2 separate regions of the Homo sapiens genome follow, and region 1 is linked to region 2. Evidence: chromatin loops called from intact Hi-C (ENCODE). Cell type or tissue: adrenal gland. All regions are shown on one strand. Each heading gives the region's core, and the rest is flanking DNA. Links, peaks and the distances in the headings are about the cores only.

Region 1 (9,348 bases), core at 1,349-9,348, 200 kb after region 2:
CCTTCCCTCCCTCGCCCCTCCCTGCTCTCTCCCCACCTGCCTTAGCTACCTCCATCCGTGCACCCCTCCATCGCTCCTCTTGTTCCTGTCCCCTTCATCTGTCCCTCCCTCCACCAGCCCCTGGCCACCCCATTCACGCGCCCTTCCACCCTCGCACCTGTTACCGGGGCCCGCCCTCTCGCCCCCACCTCGGGACCCAGACGTATCCTAACCTACCCCCACAGCCCCCACTCCCGCGCGTCTTTTAACCCCTTCCCCGCCGCAACCATGTCCAACAACATGGCCAAGATTGCCGAGGCCCGCAAGACGGTGGAACAGCTGAAGCTGGAGGTGAACATCGACCGCATGAAGGTGCTGGGTCGGGGTGGGGAATAGGGCGGGGGTTCTGGGCCTGCGGTCTGTCCGGGGCTGTGTCGGCCCGGCTCGGAGCCATAGTGCAAGGATGCCCCTGGGAACAGGGCTGGGCAAGGGGCGGGGCAGGGCAGGAGGAGGGGCCAGGACGAGGGGAGGGGCAGAACAGGGGAGGGGCCAGGACGAGGGGAGGGATGGGGCAGGGGAGGGGCCAGGACGAGGGGCGGGGTAGGACAGGGGAGGGGCCAGGACGAGGGGGCGGAGTAAGACAAGGGGAAAGGCCTGTATGGGGCGGGGCAAGGTGGGAGGAGGGGACAGGGCAAGAGGCGGGGCCTAAGTGGGCGGCTCCAAGGAGCCGGGCAGGGCGGTGACATCTCCACCCGGGTGCTCGCAGGTGTCGCAGGCAGCAGCGGAACTCCTGGCTTTCTGCGAGACGCATGCCAAAGATGACCCGCTGGTGACGCCAGTACCCGCCGCGGAGAACCCCTTCCGCGACAAGCGCCTCTTTTGTGTTCTGCTCTGAGCCCTCCGGACAGCTTACCCTCCCCTGCCAAAGTATGGATCCAATAAACTTGGTAACTGTGGTGGTGCCTGTGCTTTCAGGGAGACTGAGGCACGCACAGAGCTTGGGGCCACCGTAGGGGAAGCTGTGTCCGTTCTCATTCCTTCTGAGTGTGTGTGTTGGGGGTAGGGGTGGACGTGGAGGGAGTACGACTCCACCAAAGCTTCGGAGGAGATGAGTATTCGGTGCTCTCTCCTCCACGGTCGATCCTGAACTTAATGGTCCCGACAGCCCCAGAAGACAGCTAACTACTTGTATGATACCCAAGAGGAAACTGAGCCAAAGGAAGTCCTTTATTCAGAGTCACAAAGCTAGGCGGTAACAGAGCGCTGACGGGGGTACTCCAGTGCTCCCTGAACCCCTCCGCCATCCTCTCTCCTCTCCTCCCCACTGGCTTGGACATTCTTAGGGTCCCCAGTCCCCATCCCACACTTCTCACCCCCTTAACGACTCCTGTTTTCACACCTGGTTCCCCTCTACCGCAGGCCCACTTCTGTCCTAAAGCCCTGCACTTTTTCCCTGCTCACTTGTTCATTCACTCATTCATTCTTCCAAACACTCCCTGAGTACCTACTCTCTGACCAGCGCTGGGCAATGCTAGGGACATGGCTGTGACCAAGACAGCCTTGGCTCTGCCCTGCCCTGCCCTCTTGGGGCTCAGAGTCCAGTAGGAGAGAAAGACCTGTCCCCAGATGGTAAAAACCCAGAGTGCGCAGTGCTGGGTGGGGGAGCGCAGAGATAACTCCTGACTCAGCTTGGAGGTAAGGGAGGGCTTCCTGGAGGAGGTGACATCTGAGCTGGAACATGGTGGTAATAAAATTTGGGGACCCAGAAGAGAGAAACATGGCTAGAGGGAGGGAGAGGAAAGAAAATAATGAGTACATTCCTTCATTCTTCTTCTATTTTGTCATTTTTCTGGAGACAAAGGGATGACTGTGACAGCTCTGGTTCCTGCCCTCTGTTTTCCAATTCACATACTGCTGGCCTGCAGGACATACGTAGCTTGCAGATCTATCTATCTATCTATCTATCTATCTATCTATCTATCTATCTATCTATAGAGAGAGAGAGAGAGAAAGAGAGAGAGAGAGAGACGGAATCTCGCTCTGTCACCCAGGCTGGAGTGCAGCGGCAGGATCTTGGCTCACTGCAACCTCCGCCTCCCAGGTTCAAGGAATTCTCCTGCCTCAGCCCCCCAAGTAGCTGGGATTACAGGCATGCACCATCACGCCCAGCTAATTTTTGTATTTTTAGTAGAGGTGGGGTTTCACCATGTTGGCCAGGCTGGTCTTGAACTCCTGACCTCAAGTGATCCGCCTGCCTCGGCCTCCCAAGTGCTGGGATTACAAGCGTGACCCACCCGCCTGGCCGCAGTTATATTTTTATGGCTTTACATGATGTTTAAAGATGTTCTTGACTTGGCTGCCAATTGAAAAACACAGATATTTCACATCAAAGTCCATATTCCTCTGGAATTGCAAAGTCTTCTTTGAAATTGTAAGGTCTGGTGACGCATAGGCTGTGAGACGGTGCCTGGGCTTTCCAGCTCACCAAAGTCCCCACCATGCCCTATTGTCTTCTGGTCAAGGAAGCTGGGGACCAGTTGCCATTTAACCTGAAGCCTGTGTCGGGGGCTTCTTATGGAGGAATGAGAAATAAAATGGCTGGGCGTGGTGGGTCACGCCTATAAATCCAGCACTTTGAGAAGCCGAGGTGGGCAAATCACTTGAGGTCAGGAGTTCAAGATTAGCCTGGCCAACATGGTGAAACCCCGCCTCTACTAAGAAGACAAAAATTAGCTGGGCATGGTGGCATGAACGTGTAATCCCAGCTACTCAGGAGGCTGAGGTAGGAGAATCGCTTGAACCTGGGAGGTGGAGGTTGCAGTGAGACAAGACCACGCCACTGCACTCCAGCCTGGGCAATAGAGTGAGACTCTATTTCAAAAGAAAAAAAAGCAAAGAAAAGAAAAGAAAAATGAAATGTTCTGTGTCTCCATTGAAAATGGGGAGAATGCAGGCCAGGGAAGCTGTAGGTTTGGCCAATTATTTTACCTGGTTGGCCCAAGGGCTGGAGGATCACCCCCTCTCCTCTCCCTCATCTCTTCTTATCTTGTCTAATACTCAGGCTCCCCAGCTTGGGGCTGGTGGAGGCTGGACCCTGGGTCTGGCTGGAGGTGGCTTGCTGGGCCTCCCCTCCACAGGGGGAATGTGCACAAGTCTGCTCCATTATTCACATTGGATTAGGGTCCCCCGGGCCCCTACTCTGAGTTTCCTGTAGGATCCAGGCAGGAGCGTCTGTAATTACATCTCCCTCCTGCTTCCCACCTCTGAGCTGGCTTGGCTCCGGCCTGGTTGCATCATGTCTGTGGGAGCCCCGGGGGAGACGGGGGACAGGGAGTGAGCCAGAGATGAGCTAGGGTGTGGAGGAGGAGCGGGGAGAGAAGCTGGGCAGGAAGGAGCTAGAAGGATTCCAGAATTCACAGATCCTGCATCCTTACAGCTCAGAACCTGAAATGCAAAGGAATCTAGGATCCCAGGACCTCTGAGGGCTGGAATTCCAGCATCTTTCAATCCTATGGGGCCAAGATCCTGGGGTCCTGCACCCTAGGATTCCAGAGTTCAGCATCTCAGAAGAAGTGTAAGGAGTTCCTGAGCCTAGGCTCTTGGGAGCTAGATCCTTCGAGCCCTGGAATCTCAGAGCTGCGTAGTGCAAACCCTTCCTCCTTCACATTCCTGGTCCTGGGGGACAGAAACTATGGAGATGTAAGCAGCTGAATGGGACCTGGGTTGGGGGAAGGGAGGGCTGGTGGGAGTGGGACACAGAGGGGACCAGAAGGAGGTGTCTTTCTGGAGGGGGAGGATGGGGAACTGAGGCTACGGGAAAGGAGAAGTCAGAAGTCACAATCCAGGAGGGACAGGGCAGGTCCCTGCGTGCCCAGCCTCCATGAGAACAGATCCGAATAATCTTATTAAATTTACTGCCTTGTAGCAGCACCAGCTTCTGGTCACCAGCTGCTGCTTCCTGCCACCCCCAGGGGTGAAGTCAGCTCTGGGGCCAGGCCCATGCTGGGGGTCAGAGACAGGCCAAGAGGTAGAGGTGCATGCAGGGCGAGGTGCTTGTTCCTCCAGACCCCAAGGGCTCTCAGCTGCCCTGTTTCAGGCTGTCTTCCCTCTGCACCCACATCGCACGCTGCACCCCAACCCAGGCGCTCAGAGCAGCGCTTGGCTTGGCCGAAGGAGTACAGCGGGGGAGGGAAAGCCTAGAGCCAGCAGGAGCTGCAATCTTGGCCATCGCTTCCTAGGGGAACAGTTCAACAGTCCCATCTTGCTCAATGCTCACGATAGCCCTCAAGGTGACTCTGTTTATCCCCATTTTACAGACAAGGAAAACAGGCATGGGGCCGGGCGCAGTAGCTCATGCCTGTAATCCCAGCACTTTGGAAGGCCAAGGCAGGCGGATCATTTGAGGTCAGGAGTTCAAGACAGCCTGGCCAACATGGTGAAACCCCGTCTCTACTAAAAATACAAAAATTAGCTGAGCATGGTGGCGTGTACCTGTAATCCCAGCTACTCGGGAGGCTGAGGCACGAGAATCGCTTGAACCCAGGAGGCAGAGGTTGCAGTGAGCCGAGATCGCACCAGTGCACTCCAGCCTGAGGACAGAGCAAGACTCCATCTCAAAAAAAAAAAAAAAAAAAAAAAAAAGAGAGAGAGAGAGAGAGAAACAGGCATGGAGAGGTAACCAGCTGGGGTTTGAGACTGGAATGGGAGTGGGAGGATCTGATGGACGACCGCTCAGGAGAGGCTCAGGGGGTGACCAAGAGGCCTTGAAGGCTAGGAAATGAGGGGATCCCCAGGTGAGGGGCACGGCCCATTCAGAGGCAGGGTAGGCAGGAGACTGGGTTATGCCCCCTGGAGCAAGGTGAGGTGCAGCCACCAGAAGGTAGGCCAGGGCCCATTTGCGGTGGAGGGCAGTGAGTGGATAGAGAAAGGAGGCCTCTGGCTCTGGATGCTGGAACCAGCCAAGGCGAGACAGGTCTGGGACACACATAGCAGTTTCTCAAAGCAGTGAGAGGGCACAGCAGGCAGACGGGAGGCCTGGCAGGCACGAGCAGCTGGTGGTGCGTGTGTGCAGAACATGAGATAAGGCCCACTTCCTCCCAGGGCCAGAGCCAGGAGGACGGAAACCAGGGAGTCCGGAGAGGGTCAGGCCCAGGGCAAGCCAGGATCTTAGGTCTGCGGCACTTCCAGATGCAGGCCTGGGCTGGGCGTGATGGGTCAAGCCTGTAATCCCAGCACTTTGTGAGGCCAAGTTGGGCGGATCACTTGAGGTCATGAGTTCGAGACCAGCCTGGCCAACATGGCGAAATCCCGCCTCTACTAAAAATACAAAAATTAGTCAGGCATGGTGGCGGGCACCTGAAGTCCCAGCTACTCAGGAGGCTGAGGCAGGAGCATCGCTTGAGCTCGGGAGGTGGAGGTTGCAGTGAGCTGAGATCTCGCCACTGCACTCCAGCCTGGGCGACAGAGCGAGATTCCATCTCAGAACAACAACAACAAAAAAAAACAGATGCAGGCACCCCTGCTCAGGATCCCCACACTGGGTGGACAAACCTGTTTGAGAACACTCTTCCTGGGCTGTGCCCTCTGAGCCCCTCTGTGTCCCCAGCTCTTAGCACACAGTAAACTGCTGGTTACGGTTTGTTGAATGAATAATATCAACAGCTATTTGAGGGCTTCCTGGGAGGCAGGCAGGGGGAACTGTCTCTTATCTTCACATAACACCCCAACAAGGTCAAGGCAGCCATTTGACGAAGAACATCAAAGCTTTGCTAGGGGAAGTCATTTTCTCAGGTCACATGGTGACTGACTGGTGAGTGGTGGAGATGAACTTCAAAACCCATCCTCAGCCAGGCGCGGTGGCTCACGCCTGTAATCTCAGCACTTTGGGAGGCCAAGGCAGGCAGATCACTTGAGGTCAGGAGTTCAAGACCAGCTTGGCCAACATGGCGAAATCCCATCTCTACTAAAAATACAAAAATTAGCTGAGCATGGTGGCTCGCACCTGTAGTCCCAGCAACTTGGGAGACTGAGGCAGGAGAATCGCTTGAACCTGGGAGGCAGAGGTTACAGTGAGCGGAGATGGCACCACTGCACTCCAGCCTGGGCAACAGAGTGAGACTCCATCTCAAACAAACAAACAAACAAACAAACAAAAAAACCAAAAACCATTCTCGGCCAGGTGCCATGGTTCATGCCAGTAATCCCAGTGCGTTGGGAGGCCAAGGTGGGAGGATCACTTGAGCCCATGAATTTGAGACCAGCCTGGACAACATAGTGGGATCCTATCTCTACAAAACAATAAAAGTATTAGCTGGGCATGGTGGTGAGCACTTGTGGTCCCAGCTATCTGGGAGGCTGAGGTGGGAAGATTGCTTAAGCCTGGGAGGTAGAGGTTGCAGTGAGCTGAGATCGTGCCACTGCACTCCAGCCTGGGTGACAGAGTGAAACCCTGTCTCAAAAAAACTAGGTTGCGCACGGTGGCTCACACCTGTAATCCCAGAACTTTGGGAGGCTGAGGCCGGCGGATCACCTGAGATCAGGAGTTTGAGACCAGCCTGGCCAACATAGTGAAATCCCATCTGTACTAAAATACAAAAATTAGCTGGGCGTGGTGGCAGGTGCCTGTAATCCCAGCTACTCGGGAGGCTGAGGCAGGAGAATCACTTGAACCTGGGAGGTGGAGGTTGTGGTGAGCCGAGATGGCACCACTGCACTCCAGCCTGGGCAAAAGAGCAAGACTCCATCTCAAAAACAAAACAAAACTACAACATAGCTGTGTGCCCATGTGCACACAGAGTCCCACGAGCTCACAATACACATATACACACAATACACACGCAAACACAATCAATGCTGAGAAAAATGCTCACTTAGGTCACATGGGCCGCACTAACTCTACAGAGAGTCACAATCCGGTTACACACCCACAGTCCCCAGCACACTAGCCTCAATCTCTCTCCCCTCCCGGGTGCTGTGTGTGCGTCCCTAATCTCAGTGGTCTCTGAGCTGTCCTTCCTCTTTTTCCCTGCTGCTTCAGGGTCCCCCTCAGGGAGGCCTGGTCCTGTTCCTCGCCATGGGTGGAGAGAGTGTGAGATGGAGGCTACGGACCCACGCCCCCAGGGCAGTTCCTTCCATAGCTCCGCCCACCCTGGAAGCTGCCCCTGGCACAACGCACCGTGGGTGATTTCTCACCCCAAGGCACCTGGCTGGGGAGTGGAACCCCCGTGTGGACCCTGCTGTGGGCTTGGCCCGGCTAGCTGGGGCCACGGCCAAGCAGGAGGCTGGGTTTCAGGGCAAGGTGACTGAGGCATGTCTGGCGCCAGTACGGACTCTGGGGAACTCAGTCCCCTCATTAGGAGGGAGTCACAGTCACTGCCACCCCTACCTGCTCCTGATGCAGGAACACAGAACCGATCCTGGGGTTGCGAGGGCTCATGACTCCTAGTGGCATCGGCGGGGAAACTGAGGCCTGAGGCCAGGCGTGGTGGCCTATAATCCCAGCACTTTGGGAAGCCGAGGTAGGCAGATCACTTGAGTCCAGGAGTTTGAGACCAGCCTGGGTGACACAGTGAAACCCTGTCTTTACAAAAATACAAAAATTAGCTAGCGTGGCAGTGGGTGCCTGTAGTCCCAGCTACTCAGGAGGCTGAGGTGGGAGGATCGCTTGAACCCCAGAGGTAGAGGTTGCAGTGAACCGAGATTGCAGCACTACACTCCAGCCTGGGTGACAGAGCAAGACCCTGTCTCAAAAACAAACGAACAGCCAGGCAAGGTGGTTCACGCCTGTAATCCCAGCACTATGGGAGGCCGAGGCGGGCGGATCACCTGAGGTCAGGCGTTCAAGACCAGCCTGGCCAACATGGTGAAACCCCACCTCTACTAAAAATATAAAAATTGGGCGCAGTGGCACATGCCTGTAATCCCAGCTACTCGGGAGGCTGAGGCACGAGAGTCGCTTGAACCCGGGAGGCGGAGGTTGCAGTGAGCTGAGATCATGCCAGTGTACTCCAGCCTGGGTGACAGAGCAAGATTCCATCTCAAAACAAAAACAAACAAGCAAAAAGAAAAACAACAACAAAAAAGAAACTGAGGCCTGGAAGGGACAAGGGTTTGACTGTGGTCCCACTGGGCATGGGAGCAGAGGGGACTTCCTGAATGTTAACCGTCCTTGTAACAGGAAGCGAGAGAGGGAGTCTCCGGGAACCAGAGGCCCCCCCGATGCCGAAACAAGATGCACGCCTGCCAGGCATCATCCTTCATTAATATGATATAACTTCCTGAGTTCCCTCTGGTCTGTCTGGGGACCTCACGGCATGAGGCGGGACAACGTGGCAGGACCTGGAGCCCACATGTACAGGCACCCCCAGAGCAGGGCTGGGGGGTCCCTTAGGGAGCCACGGTGGGGCTGGAACTTGGGCGTCCATCCTGCTGGAAGCTGCGGGTGCCAGCTGGGCAAGGGTGATAGGGAGATGGGGGGGAGGGGCAAAGGGGTTGTGGTCACACACCGGGGTACAGAGGGCAAGACGGCAGCTGCCCACAGTCCAGTCCTTGGGTTGGACACATCCCTCCTGGCCTTGGACAAGAGACACCCGCACAGCCTCTCTCCTTGTTACAAAGACCAATCTGGGATGTGCTGCAGGCCGAGGCTGGCCACCAGGTCCCTGAGGCCCGTGTTACCCCACGCACAGAGAAGGAGGCTGAAGTCTACCAGCTCCCTCTCCTCACCTGGGACCATCTCGCAGCAAGAAAAAAGGTGGTCAGATGGAAACAGGAAGCCAAGTCGAATGGATCTGAGACCGTCCCCCTGAGAAACAGCGGGGCTCAGAGAGGGTCTCTGAGGTTTTATCTGGCCCTTTTGGGCTGGGAGGCTGCCTGGGAAGCCACCGACTCCGTGGGAAGGGAGACCCGTGAACGCTGTGCGGGTAGCGGGAACATGTGGGTCTGTCACACTGGCCCGAGGCTGCAGCGGTGGTGGCTTGGCTGTGTTTGGGGAGGGTGGGGGACACATGGCAGCAATGTTGGAGCTGTGGACAGCTTCCTGTGATCAAAATATGATTCCTGAAGGTCAAGGTCACCAGAGCTTGGCCTGGGGCCTAGGGGTGCTGTGCGAGAAGTCGGACGGTGGCCCAGTGCTACCTTTCCATCATGGGCCATGGAAGTCTCCCAAGCCTGTCCCTGACAACTGGACACCAAATACACCCCTTCATGCTTTCTTCTCGGGTCTCTGCAGGGTGAGCTGGGTGCCCAGGGACAGGCTCGAGGGACTGGCATGTCTCTCTCTGGCCAAGCCTCCTTCCTCAGCTTTCTGGAAGGAGTGAATTGTGTCCAGGGACCAGAACTCTCAGTGGTGTCTGGAAAACACTACATCAG
Region 2 (10,914 bases), core at 1,661-9,660:
GGCTGGGCGCAGTGGCTCACATCTATAATCCCAGCATTTTAGGAGGCCAAGGTGGCAGATCACTTGAGATCAGGAGTTCAAGACCAGCCTAGCCAACGTGACAAAACCCCATCTCTACTAAAAGTACAAAAATTAGCCAAGTGTGGTGTTGGGCACCGATAATCCCAGCTACTCAGGAGGCTGAGGCATGAGAATCACTTGAACCCAGGAGGCTGGGTTGCAGTGAGCCGAGATAGTGCCACTGTACTCCAGTCTGGGCGACAGAGTGAGACTCTTTTTGTCCCAAAAAAAAAAAAAAAAAGAAAAGAAAAGAATTTGGGCCGAGCATGATGGTTCACACCTGTAATCCCAACACTTTGGGAGAACGAGGTGGACGGATCACTTGAGCCCAGGTGTTCAAGACCAGTCTGTCCAACATGGTGAAACCTGTCTCAAAAGAAGAAAGGAAAGGAAAGGAGAGGGGAGGGGAGGGGAGGGGAGATTGGTTTTGTTAAGGTCAAAATCACACTCTGCTAGCCGAGTTAACCAGAGAGAGGATTCTAGCCGATGGAACAGCAAGTGCAAAGGCCCTGAGGCAGAACTTGCAAGAAGGCCAGTGTGGCTGGAACAGAGTAAGCAGAAGGGGGTTCGAGATGGTTCAGAGTGGGACTGGGGATGGGAGGGGAAGTCCGATCACACAGGGCCTGCTCGGGTTTATTCTGTGTCTGATGCCCGCTATGGGAAGGATGTTTCATTTTGGAGAACCTGGGGGATGGTGGTAACAGCTTTTTTGGGATACATACAATTCACCCATTTATGGTATTACAATTCAGTGGTTTTTGTTATATTCACAGAGTTGGGTAACTATCATCACAACCCATTTTAGAATATTTTTATCACCCCAAAAAGAAACCTTATCCTTCAGCCATCACCCCTCAATTCCCCTAGCACCTGGCAACCACTACTCCACTTTGTGTCTTATTGGATTTGCCTGGGCAGTTCATATAAATAGGATCATTTAATATGTGGGGCATGGGACAGTTTTGTGCCAAATCTGATGTAAGAGGTCAAGAATTGGGAGCAGAGCTTGGGTGCAGTGGCTCGTGCCTGTAATCCCAGCACTTTTGGAGGCCGAGGCAGGCGGATCACCTGAGGTCAGGAGTTTGGCCAACGTGGTGAAACCCCGTCTCTACTAAAAATACAAAAGTATCCGGGCGTGGTGGCGCATGCCTGTAATCCCAGCTACTTGGGAGGCTGAGGCAGCAGAATTGCTGGAACCTGGAGGGTGGAGGTTGCAGTGAGCTGAGATCACGCCATTGCACTCCAGCCTGGGTAACAAGAGTGAAACTTCGTCAAAAAAAAAGAAAAAAAAAATGTGCCTAACTAGCTACTGTAACACTTGACATGGATGAAGCTGGAAAACATTAAGCTAAGTGAAAGAAGCCAGACACAAAAGGCCGGATATTGAATGATCCATTATAGGAAACATGCAGAAAAGGCAAGTGCAGAGAGACAGAAAATGATGACGGGTTGTCAGAACCCAGGGGAAATGGGAGGGAGATGATAGCTAAAGGGTACTGGGGTTCTTTCTTGTTTTGTTTTGTTTTTAGAAGACAGGGTCTCACTCTGTCTGCCAGACAGTGGTGTGATCATAGCTCATTGCAGCCTCGACTTCTTGGGCTCCAGTGATCCTCCTCCCTCAGCCTCCCGAGTATCTTGTACTACAGGTGTGCATCACCACACCTGGCCAATTTTTTTAAAAACTTTAATTTTAATTTTTTTTTTTTTTGAGACAGAATCTTGCTCTGTCGCCCAGGCTGGAGTGCAGTGGCACAATCTCGGCTCACTGCAAGCTCTGCCTCCCGGGTTCACGCCATTCTTCTGCCTCAGCCTCCCGAGTAGCTGGGACTACAGGTGCCCACCACGCCTGGCTAATCTTTTGTATTTTTTAGTAGAGACGGGGTTTCACCACGTTAGCCAGGATGGTCTCGATCTCCTGACCTCGTGATCTGCCCGCCTCGGCCTCCCAAAGTGCTGAGATTACAGGCGTGAACCACTGTGCCTGTTTTAAACCTGGCCAATTTTAAAATTATTTTTCTTCGAGACAGGGTCTCGCTATGTTGCTCAGGCTGGTCTCAAACTCCTGGCCTTGAGCAATCCTCCTGCTTCAGCCTCCTTTTTACTTGTTTTTCTTTCTTTTTTTTTTCTCTCTTTCTTGATTTCTTATTTCAATAACTTTGGTATGCCCTGGCCTTCTGAGGGGCGGGGATTACAGGCGCAAGCCACTGAACCTGGCTTGGGTTTCTTTTCTTTCTTTACTTTTTCTTTTCTTTTCTTTTCTCTTCTCTTCTCTTCTCTTCTCTTTTCCTTTTCTTTTCTGTCTTTCTTAACTTCTTTTCTTTTCTTTTTTTTTGTGAGGGAATTTCGCTCTGTTGCCCAGGCTAAAATGCAATGGCATGATCGCAATGATCTCAGCTCACTGCAACATCCACCTCCCGGGTTCAAGCGATTCTCCTGCCTCAGCCTCCCAAGTAGCTGGGACTTCAGGCACATGCCACCATGCCTGGCTAATTTTTTTGTGTGTTTTTTTTAGTAGAGACAGGGTTTCACCATGTTGGCCAGGCTGGTCTCGAACTCCTGACCTCACGTGATCCACTCGCCTTGGCCTCCCAAAGTGCTGGGATTACAGGTGTGAGTCACTGCGGCCGGCCGTATACTTTTTTTTTTTTAGTGGAGTCTCCCTCTGTCGCTAGGCTGGAGTGCAGTGACACAGTCTCGGCTCACTGCAACCTCCACCTCCCGGGTTCAAGGGATTCTCCTGCCTCAGCCTCCCAAGTAGCTGGGACTACAGGCGCACGCCACCACGCCCAGCTAATTTTTGTATTTTTAGTAGAGACAGGGTTTCCCCATGTTGGCCAGGATGGTCTCAATCTCCTGACCTCGTGATCCACCCCCCTCCTGCTCCCAAAGTGCTGGGATTACAGGCGTGAGCCACCGCGCTTGGCCGAAGTATACATTTTAAATAAGTGAATTGAATGGTATGTAAATATATGTCAACAAAGATGTTACAAAACACCTGAATGAATGACATTTACCTTGTAGTTGTAAACAGAAAAACAACGAAAATGCACAAGAATTTTTTTTTTTGAGAGAGAGAGTCTTGCTCTGTCTCCCAGGCTGGAGTGCAGTGATGCGATCTCGGCTCACTACAAGCTCCGCCTCCCAGGTTCATGCCATTCTCCTGCCTCAGCCTCCCAAGTAGCTGGGACTATAGGTGCCTGCCACCACGCCCGGCTAATTTTCGTATTTTGTTTAGTAGAGACAAGTTTCACCGTGTTAGCCAGGATGGTCTTGATCTCCTGACCTCATGATCCGCCCACCTCGGCCTCCCAAAGTGCTGGGATTACAGGCGTGAGCCACCATGCCTGGCCACACGAATGTTTATAGTGGTTTTATTCACCAAAAACTGGAAACAACCTAAATATTCTTCAAAAATGAATAGAAAAACAAACTCTGGCCCCTCCAGGCAATGGAGCACTCCTCAACATTGAAAAGGAATGAACCCGGCCAGGCGCAGTGGCTCGTACCTATAATCCCAGCACTTCGGGAGGCCAGGGCAGGAGGATTGCTTGAGGCCAGGAGTTCGTGTCCAGCCTGAGCAACATAGTGAGACCCCCATCTCCACCAAAAAAAAAAAAAAGAAAAATATCCTGGACATGGTAGGTATCACACCTGCGATCCCAGCTACTTGGGAGGCTGAGATGGGAGGATTGCTTGAGCCCAAGGTATTGAGGCTGCAGAGAGCCAAGATCTAGCTACTGCACTCCAGCCTGGTCAACAGAACAAACCCTATCTCAAAATAAAGAAATAAGGCCAGGCACAGTGGCTTACATCTGTAATCCCCGCACTTTGGGAGGCCGAGGTGGGTGGACCAGCCTGGCCAACATGGTGAAACCACATCTCTACTAAATACAAAAAATTAGCCGATGTGGTAGCGCATCCCTGTAATCCCAGCTACTTGGGAGGCTGAGGCAGGAGAATCGCTTGAACCCGGGAGGCGGAGGTTGCAGTGAGCCAAGATTGTGCTATTGCACTCCAGCCTAGGCAACAGAGCGAAGCTCCATATTGGAAACAAATTAATAAATAAAACACATAAATACATAAATAAATTTCATGCACGTACTTGTGAGGATATAACTGGTTTTTTCGATGTCTTAGGATCACACCGTATGTGGTTCTGCAGCTTGCTATCAGTGCATCTTGGAGGTGATTCTGTGTATAGTCTGTGTGGAATCCCGTTATGTGGGTGCATCCTATGTTACTTAACCAGGCCTGCGTGGCTCCTCCTAATGAAGATGAAAGAATGTCTTTGCCCACGTGCATTTTCACATACATGTGGAGGGTAAGTACCTGGAAATGAATCTCTGGGCTGAAGGGTACATGTATCTGTAACAGGTCATTTGATAGGTTCACCCCAATTGCTCTCCAAACGGGCTGTGCTGATTTTTACTCTCTGGTAGCATAGGAGGAGACCCCCTGTTTCCATGTAGCTTTGCTACTGTGCGATCTCACTATGTTTATTTTATTGTGCCTGGTTACCAATGAGGTCGAACATTACTAGTCATTCATATTCCTCTTCTGTGTTGGTACAAACCTTTTGACCATTTTCCTCCTGTGCTGTTTGTCATTTTCTTGTTTATTTGTAGTAGCTCTTTATTTATTGTGGATCCACAGTCTGTCATACATGTCACAAACATTCCCCCCAGGCTGCTTTTGTCTTTTGACTTTGTATGTGGTATCTTTTTTCAGGAAGAAGGGTTTAGTGTTTTGCTTTCTGTTAGTCTTTCTTCATTGTATATTATGGCCTTTGGGAAGGTTTATCCAGGACAAAATGTTTATAAAAATAGAGCAGGCAGTTTATAAAAGAAATGGATGAAGGGAGAGACTAACGTCAGAGCTTCCCTCTTCCCCACTACATCCTGTAGAACGGGGCTTTAAGGAGCTATTTCTGCTGTTCTTCTCCCTCCCATATTAAATAAAATGATGTATATTAAATAAAAACAGATGTTTTGTAGATAAGAAAACAGGTGGAGCCATTGTGGCTCCAGCCGGTTGCGCGGGCCCTCGGACCCTCAGGGAGGCGAGGGTTCGAGGGCACGAGTTCGAGGCCAACCTGGTCCACATGGGTTGAAAAAAAAAAAAAAATTAAAAAAAAAAAAAAAGGCCGGGCGCGGTGGCTCACGCCTGTAATCCCAGCACTTTGGGAGGCTGAGGCGGGCGGATCACGAGGTCAGGAGATCGAGACCATCCTGGCTAACACGGTGAAACCCCGTCTCTACTAAAAATACAAAAAAAATTAGCCGGGCGTAGTGGCGGGCGCCTGTAGTCCCAGCAACTCGGGAGGCTGAGGCAGGAGAATGGCGTGAACCCGGGAGGCGGAGCTTGCAGTGAGCCAAGACAGCGCCACTGCAGTCCAGCCTGGGCGAAAGAGCGAGACTCCGTCTCAAAAAAAAAAAAAAAGAAAAAGAAAACAGGTCTGTGTGTGTGTAAGTGTGTGTGTGTGTGTGTGTGTGTGTGTGTGTGTGTGTGTGTGTGTTGGGGCTGTGTGGACGACAGGGAGGTAGGGAGAGGTAAAAATGAAAGCCATCTGCCAAGGAACCTCATCTCCGCAGCCTCTGACTCAGTAACTTTCCACTCAGTAACTGAAGGAAACTGCTGGAAATGGGGAGGAAGCTGTTAATGCCTGGAGCTGGCCACCAGGGCATCGGGCAGATTCCTGGATACCCGGGGGTGAGGGTGTTTACAGCTACTCAAGGACAAACTCGGTGGCCTGGACACTCAGTGCCTTCAGGAAGTCCTTGGTATTTAATTGCCTGGGAAAATGCATCTGTTCCCATGTGCGAAATGGGGAATCCACAGCAAAGGTGTTTGTGTGCCTCACTGCACGGAAACTGCATTTCGCGTCTGAATTTTATGTCAAGAGAAAAGCTTAAAAGTACAGAACTCAGCCAGGCGCGGTGGCTCACACCTGTAATCCCAGCACTTTGGGAGGCCGAGGCAGGCGGATCACTAGGTCAGGAGTTCGGGACCAGCCTGGACAATATGGTGAAACCGCATCTCTACTAAAAATACAAAAAAAATTAGCCGGGCGTGGTGGCACGTGCCTGTAGTCCCAGGTACTCAGGAGGCTGAAGCAGGAGAATCGTTTGAACCCGGGAGGTGGAGGTTGCAGTGAGCTGAGATCGTGCCACTGCACTCCAGCCTGGGTGACAGAGCGAGACTCCATCTCAAAAAAAAAAAAAAAAAAAAAAGAAGAAAGAAAAAAATGCAGCACTGACGCATGCTACAACATGAGTGAACCTCGAAGATGTGATGCTGAGTGAAAGAAGCCAGACACAAGAGGCCACCTAGCACAGAATTCCATTCACATGAAATGTACAGCACAGAGACAGATGGTAGATTAGTGGTTGCCCGAGGCTGGGGGAAGAGGAGAGCAGGGAGTGTTTACTTAATGTTTGTGGAGTTTCATTTTTGGGTGATAAAAATGCTCTGGGCTGGGCATAGTGGCTCACGTCTAATCCCAGATTTGGGAGGCTGAGGCAGGAGGATCATTTGAGCCGAGGAGTTTGAGACCAGCGTGAGTAAAATAGCAAGGCCCTGTCTCTATGAAAAAAATAAATAAATAAATAAATAAAAATTAAATTCAACTAGCCAAGCATGGTGGCTCCTGCCTGTAATCCCAGCTACTTGGGAGGCTGAGGTGGGAGGATCATTTGAGCCCAAGAGTTGGACGCGAGGCTGCAGTGAGCTGTGATCACACCACTGCACTCTAGCCTGGGAGACAGAGCGAGACCCTATCTCAAAAAAAAAAAAAAAAAAAGAAAAAAGGATCGGGTGAGTGGAGGGAACTTTGAGGACAGGCCAACAGGTGCAGCAAACCACCATGGCACACATATACCTACGTGACAAACCTGCACGTTCTGTACATGTATCCTGTTTTTTTTTTAGAAGAAATAAAGAAAAAAAAAGAATTGTACATGTTGCTAACACATAAAATTGATGTATCTTCTGTGCTCAATGACTCAGTCTAGTGGCGGAAAAAATGACCCACATTCACGGTGTGACGTATTCTACAGTAGAAACTTATAGCTAGTGTCATTAGTCATCAATAATTTATCTATGCTAATTTTATGCTTTTTATAAATCTGAACTGTCAACTGTGTGTATGATTTCTTCCTCTTATCATAGATTTCATATTAAATAAAATGTAATACATCAGTATTTAATCTCCTAAATTTGATAACTATGCTATACATATATATATATACATATCTATATGTGTGTATATATATAAAAGTATCTTTGTTGATGGCATTAGAGGACACTGAAGAACAACATCCAAAAGATTATTATTTCTTTTTTTGAGACAGAGCCTTGCTCTGTGGCCAGGCTGGAGTGCAGTAGCGTGATCTCGGCTCACTGCAACCTCTGCCTCCTCAGTGCAAGCGATTCTCCTGCCTCAGCCTCACAAGTAGCTGGGACCACAGGCATGTGCCACCACACCCAGTTAATTTTTTTTGTACTTTTAGCAGAGACAGGGTTTCACCATGTTGGCCAGGATGGTCTCGAACTCCTGAGCTCAAGTGGTCTGCCCGCCTCAGCCTCCCAAAGTGCTGGGATTACAGGTGCAAGCCCCTGCGCCTGGCCTTCTTCCTCTTCTTCTTCTTTTTTTTTTTTGAGATGGAGTTTTGTTTTTGTTACCCAGGCTGGAGTGCAATGGCACGATCTCGGCTCACTGCAACCTCCGCCTCCCGGGTTCAAGCGATTCTTCTGCCTCAGCCTCCCAAGTAGCTGGGATTACAGGCATGGGCCACCACGCCCGGCTAATTGTGTTTCTTTGTTTGTGACAGAGTCTTGCTGTGTCGCCCAGGCTGGAGTGCAATGGCGTGATCTCGGCTCACTGCAACCTCTCCCTCCCGGGTTCAATCGACTCTTCTGCCTCAGCCTCCCAAGTAGCTGGGATTACAGGCATGCGCCACCACGCCTGGCTAATTGTCTGTTTCTTTGTTTGTGACAGAGTCTTGCTGTGTCGCCCAGGCTAGAGTGCAATGGCGTGATCTCGGCTCACTGCAACCTCTGCCTCCCAGGTTCAAGCAACCCTCCTGCCTCAGCCTCCCGAGTAGCTGGGACTACAAGCGCCTGCCACCACGCTTGGCTAATTTTTGTATTATTAGTAGGGACAGGGTTTCGCCATATTGGCCAGATTGGCCTCAAACTCCTGACCTCAGGTGATCCACGTGGCTCGGCCTCCCAAAGTGCTGAGATGACAGACGTGGGCCGCTGCACCCAGCAGTGATGGTTTATTGTATGTGTCAACTTGATTGGGTTAAGGGGTGCCCACATAGCTGGTAAAACATTATTTCTGTTTGTGTCTGCACAGGTGTTTCAGGAAGAGATACAAAATACAAAAGTTAGCCAGATGTGGTGGTGGGCACCTGTAGTCCCACCTACTTGGGAGGCTGAGGCAGGAGAATGGTGTGAACCCATAGGTGGAGGTTGCAGTGAGCCGAGATCGTGCCACTGCACTCCAGCCTGGGCGACACAGCAAGACTCTGTCAAAAACAAAAACAAAAAAACAAAAAAACAAATACAAACAAACAAACAAAACCCCATCACAGTAATGATGGAAGTAGTTTTGGAGGTGGCAAAAGCTGTAGTAATCTTGGCCATAACAGCAATCAGTCTTCGAATTTTGGATCCATGAAGGGAGGAGGATTTGGAGGCAGAAGCCCTGGCCCCTATGGTGATGGAGGCCAATATTTTGCCAAAACATGAAACCAAGATGGCTATGGCAGTTCCAGCAGCCCTGGTGGCCAGGGCGGTGGCAGAAAGCTTTAGTTACTTTGGGGAAATGAAGCTTAGCCAGCAGACAGAGCCAGGGAAATGACAGGGAAGCTCAGGTTACAAACAGACTTGTGAACTCAGCCAGGCACAGGGGTGGCAGGGCCTGTCTGTTATGAAGAAGGTGTGTTTTTTGTGTTTGTTTGCTTTTTTTGAGACGGAGTCTCGCTCTGTCGCCCAGGCTGGAGTGCAGTGGCGCGATCTCGGCTCACTGCAAGCTCCACCTCCCGGGTTCACGCCATTCTCCTGCCTCAGCCTCCTGAGTAGCTGAGATTTACAGGTGCCAGCCACCACGCCCGGCTAATTTTTTTTAATATTTTTTAGTAGAGACGGGGTTTCACCGTGTTAGCCAGGATGGTCTTGATCTCCCAACCTTGTGATCCGCCTGCCTCGGCCTCCCAAAGTGCTGGGATTACAGGCATGCGCCACCGCGCCCGGCCGTGTTTGATTTGAGACAGGCTCTCACTCTGTTGACAAGGCTGGAGTGCAGTGGCATGATCACAGCTCACTGCAGTCTCAACCCCTGGGCTCAAGCAATCCTCTCACCCCAGCTTCCCGAGTAGCTGGGACCACAGGTGCGTGCCGCCATGCCTGCCTATTTTTTTTTTTTTTTTTTGAGACACAGTCTCCCTCCATCGCCCAGGCTGGAGCTCACTGCAAGCTCTGCCTCCTTAGTTCATGGGAGTCTCCTGCCTCAGCCTCCCGAGTACCTGGGATTACAGGCGTGAACCACCACATCCGGCTATTTTTAAAATATTTTTAGTCGAGATGGGGTTTCACTATGTTGGTCAGGCTGGTCTTGAACTCCTGACTTCAAATCATCCACCCACCTCAGCCTCCCAAGGTGCTGGGATTACAGGCGTGAGCCACCACCCTCGGCTCCTGATTTTTTAATATTTTTTAAAGACGAAGTTCCACTATGTTGCCTAGGCTGATCTCAAACTCCCTGGCTTAAGCAATCCTCCCGCCTTAGCCTTCCAAAGTGCTGGGATTGCAGGCATGAGCCACCATACCCAGTGGAAGATGTATTGGAGACAATACTCATGTATATGGACAAAAAACAAAAACAAAAAACTCCAGGACTGTATTTGTGACTAATCGTATAACAGGTTATTTCAGTTTCTCTTCTGTGGAAAGTGCAAAGCATTCCAACAAAGGGTTTTAATGTAGATTTTTGTTTTGCACCCATGCTGTTGATGGCTAAATATAAGTGTCTGATGATAATGTTGAATAAAAAAAAAAAAAACAAAAAAAAAACCTTAGAGGAAGTTTTGCTATAAAGGGAGAAGAGAAATAGTCGCTAGAGGGGGGAATGAGATTGGAGGGTGTTTGGTGGAGTGGATGATATCACAGCAGGTTTTTGTTTTGTTTTGTTTTGTTTTGTTTTGAGACAGATGCCCAGGCTGGAGTGCAGTTGTGCGATCTCGGCTCACCGCAACCTTTGCCTCCTGGGCTCCAGCGATTCTCCTGCCTCAGCCTCCCAACTAGCTGGGACCACAGGCGCCCGCCACCATACCCCGCTAATTTTTTGTATTTTTAGTGGAGACTGGGTTTCGCCATGTTCGTCAGGCTGGTCTCAAACTCCTGACCTCAAGTGATCCGCCCGCCTCAGCCTCCCAAAGTGCTGTGATTACAAGTGTGAGCCACCGCGCTCAGCTCAAATCATCAGTTTTATGCTGATGGGGATGATGCAACAGACAAGGGGAAACCGGAAGATGCAGGAAAGAGATGGGAGAGGGATGGAAGGCGCAGCTGGGATTATCCAAGCACACGAGAGGCATCTGGGAGGAAGGGGTGCGTGGGCGCCAAGGCAGGTGGTGGTGGTGTTGGTGTGGGGAGTTCCCAAAAGTCCCTACTCCAATGACTTCCTTCTTCTCAGTGAAATGGGAAGCAAGAGTAAGTCTCAGTCAGCTGAGAGTGACAGCCACTCAAGTTGGTGCCCTTAAGACCACGCGGGTGGTGGAGCCTGTGGAGTGGAGATCACCTGTCTTTTATTTTCTTTTAAGACATGGGGGCCAGACGTGGTAGCTCATG

Evidence for each region. Hi-C counts contacts between places; a loop is a spot of excess contacts. Peaks named below come from ENCODE experiments on the same cell type or tissue, not always from the same donor. Only the 100,000 strongest peaks of a DNase experiment are listed, where the experiment ranks them.
Region 1: it touches region 2 in a loop (2.1-fold over the local background); 3 of 110 quality-filtered maps call a loop at or near these places.

The regions. Positions count from the first base shown.
Region 1 is chr19:46,625,602-46,634,949 of GRCh38, reverse strand. It overlaps GNG8 (G protein subunit gamma 8), which reads left to right. Exons shown (of 3, transcript NM_033258.2): 2 at 225-351; 3 at 746-997. The coding sequence starts at 268. The coding sequence ends at 874. Among named protein-coding and RNA genes, the nearest start is that of PTGIR, 5.2 kb to the right of the region's middle. RefSeq lists a silencer at 430-739 and an enhancer at 9,146-9,348. In adrenal gland, for the core only: no CTCF peak of the experiment used is centred there; DNase peaks (open chromatin) are centred at 3,115, 3,953, 4,979, 8,349 and 3 weaker places; H3K27ac peaks cover 3,633 bases.
Region 2 is chr19:46,824,857-46,835,770 of GRCh38, reverse strand. It overlaps SNAR-E (small NF90 (ILF3) associated RNA E), which reads left to right and starts at 5,067; the gene lies at 5,067-5,186. In adrenal gland, for the core only: a CTCF peak has its summit at 5,757; a DNase peak (open chromatin) is centred at 5,715; H3K4me3 peaks cover 689 bases; H3K27ac peaks cover 618 bases.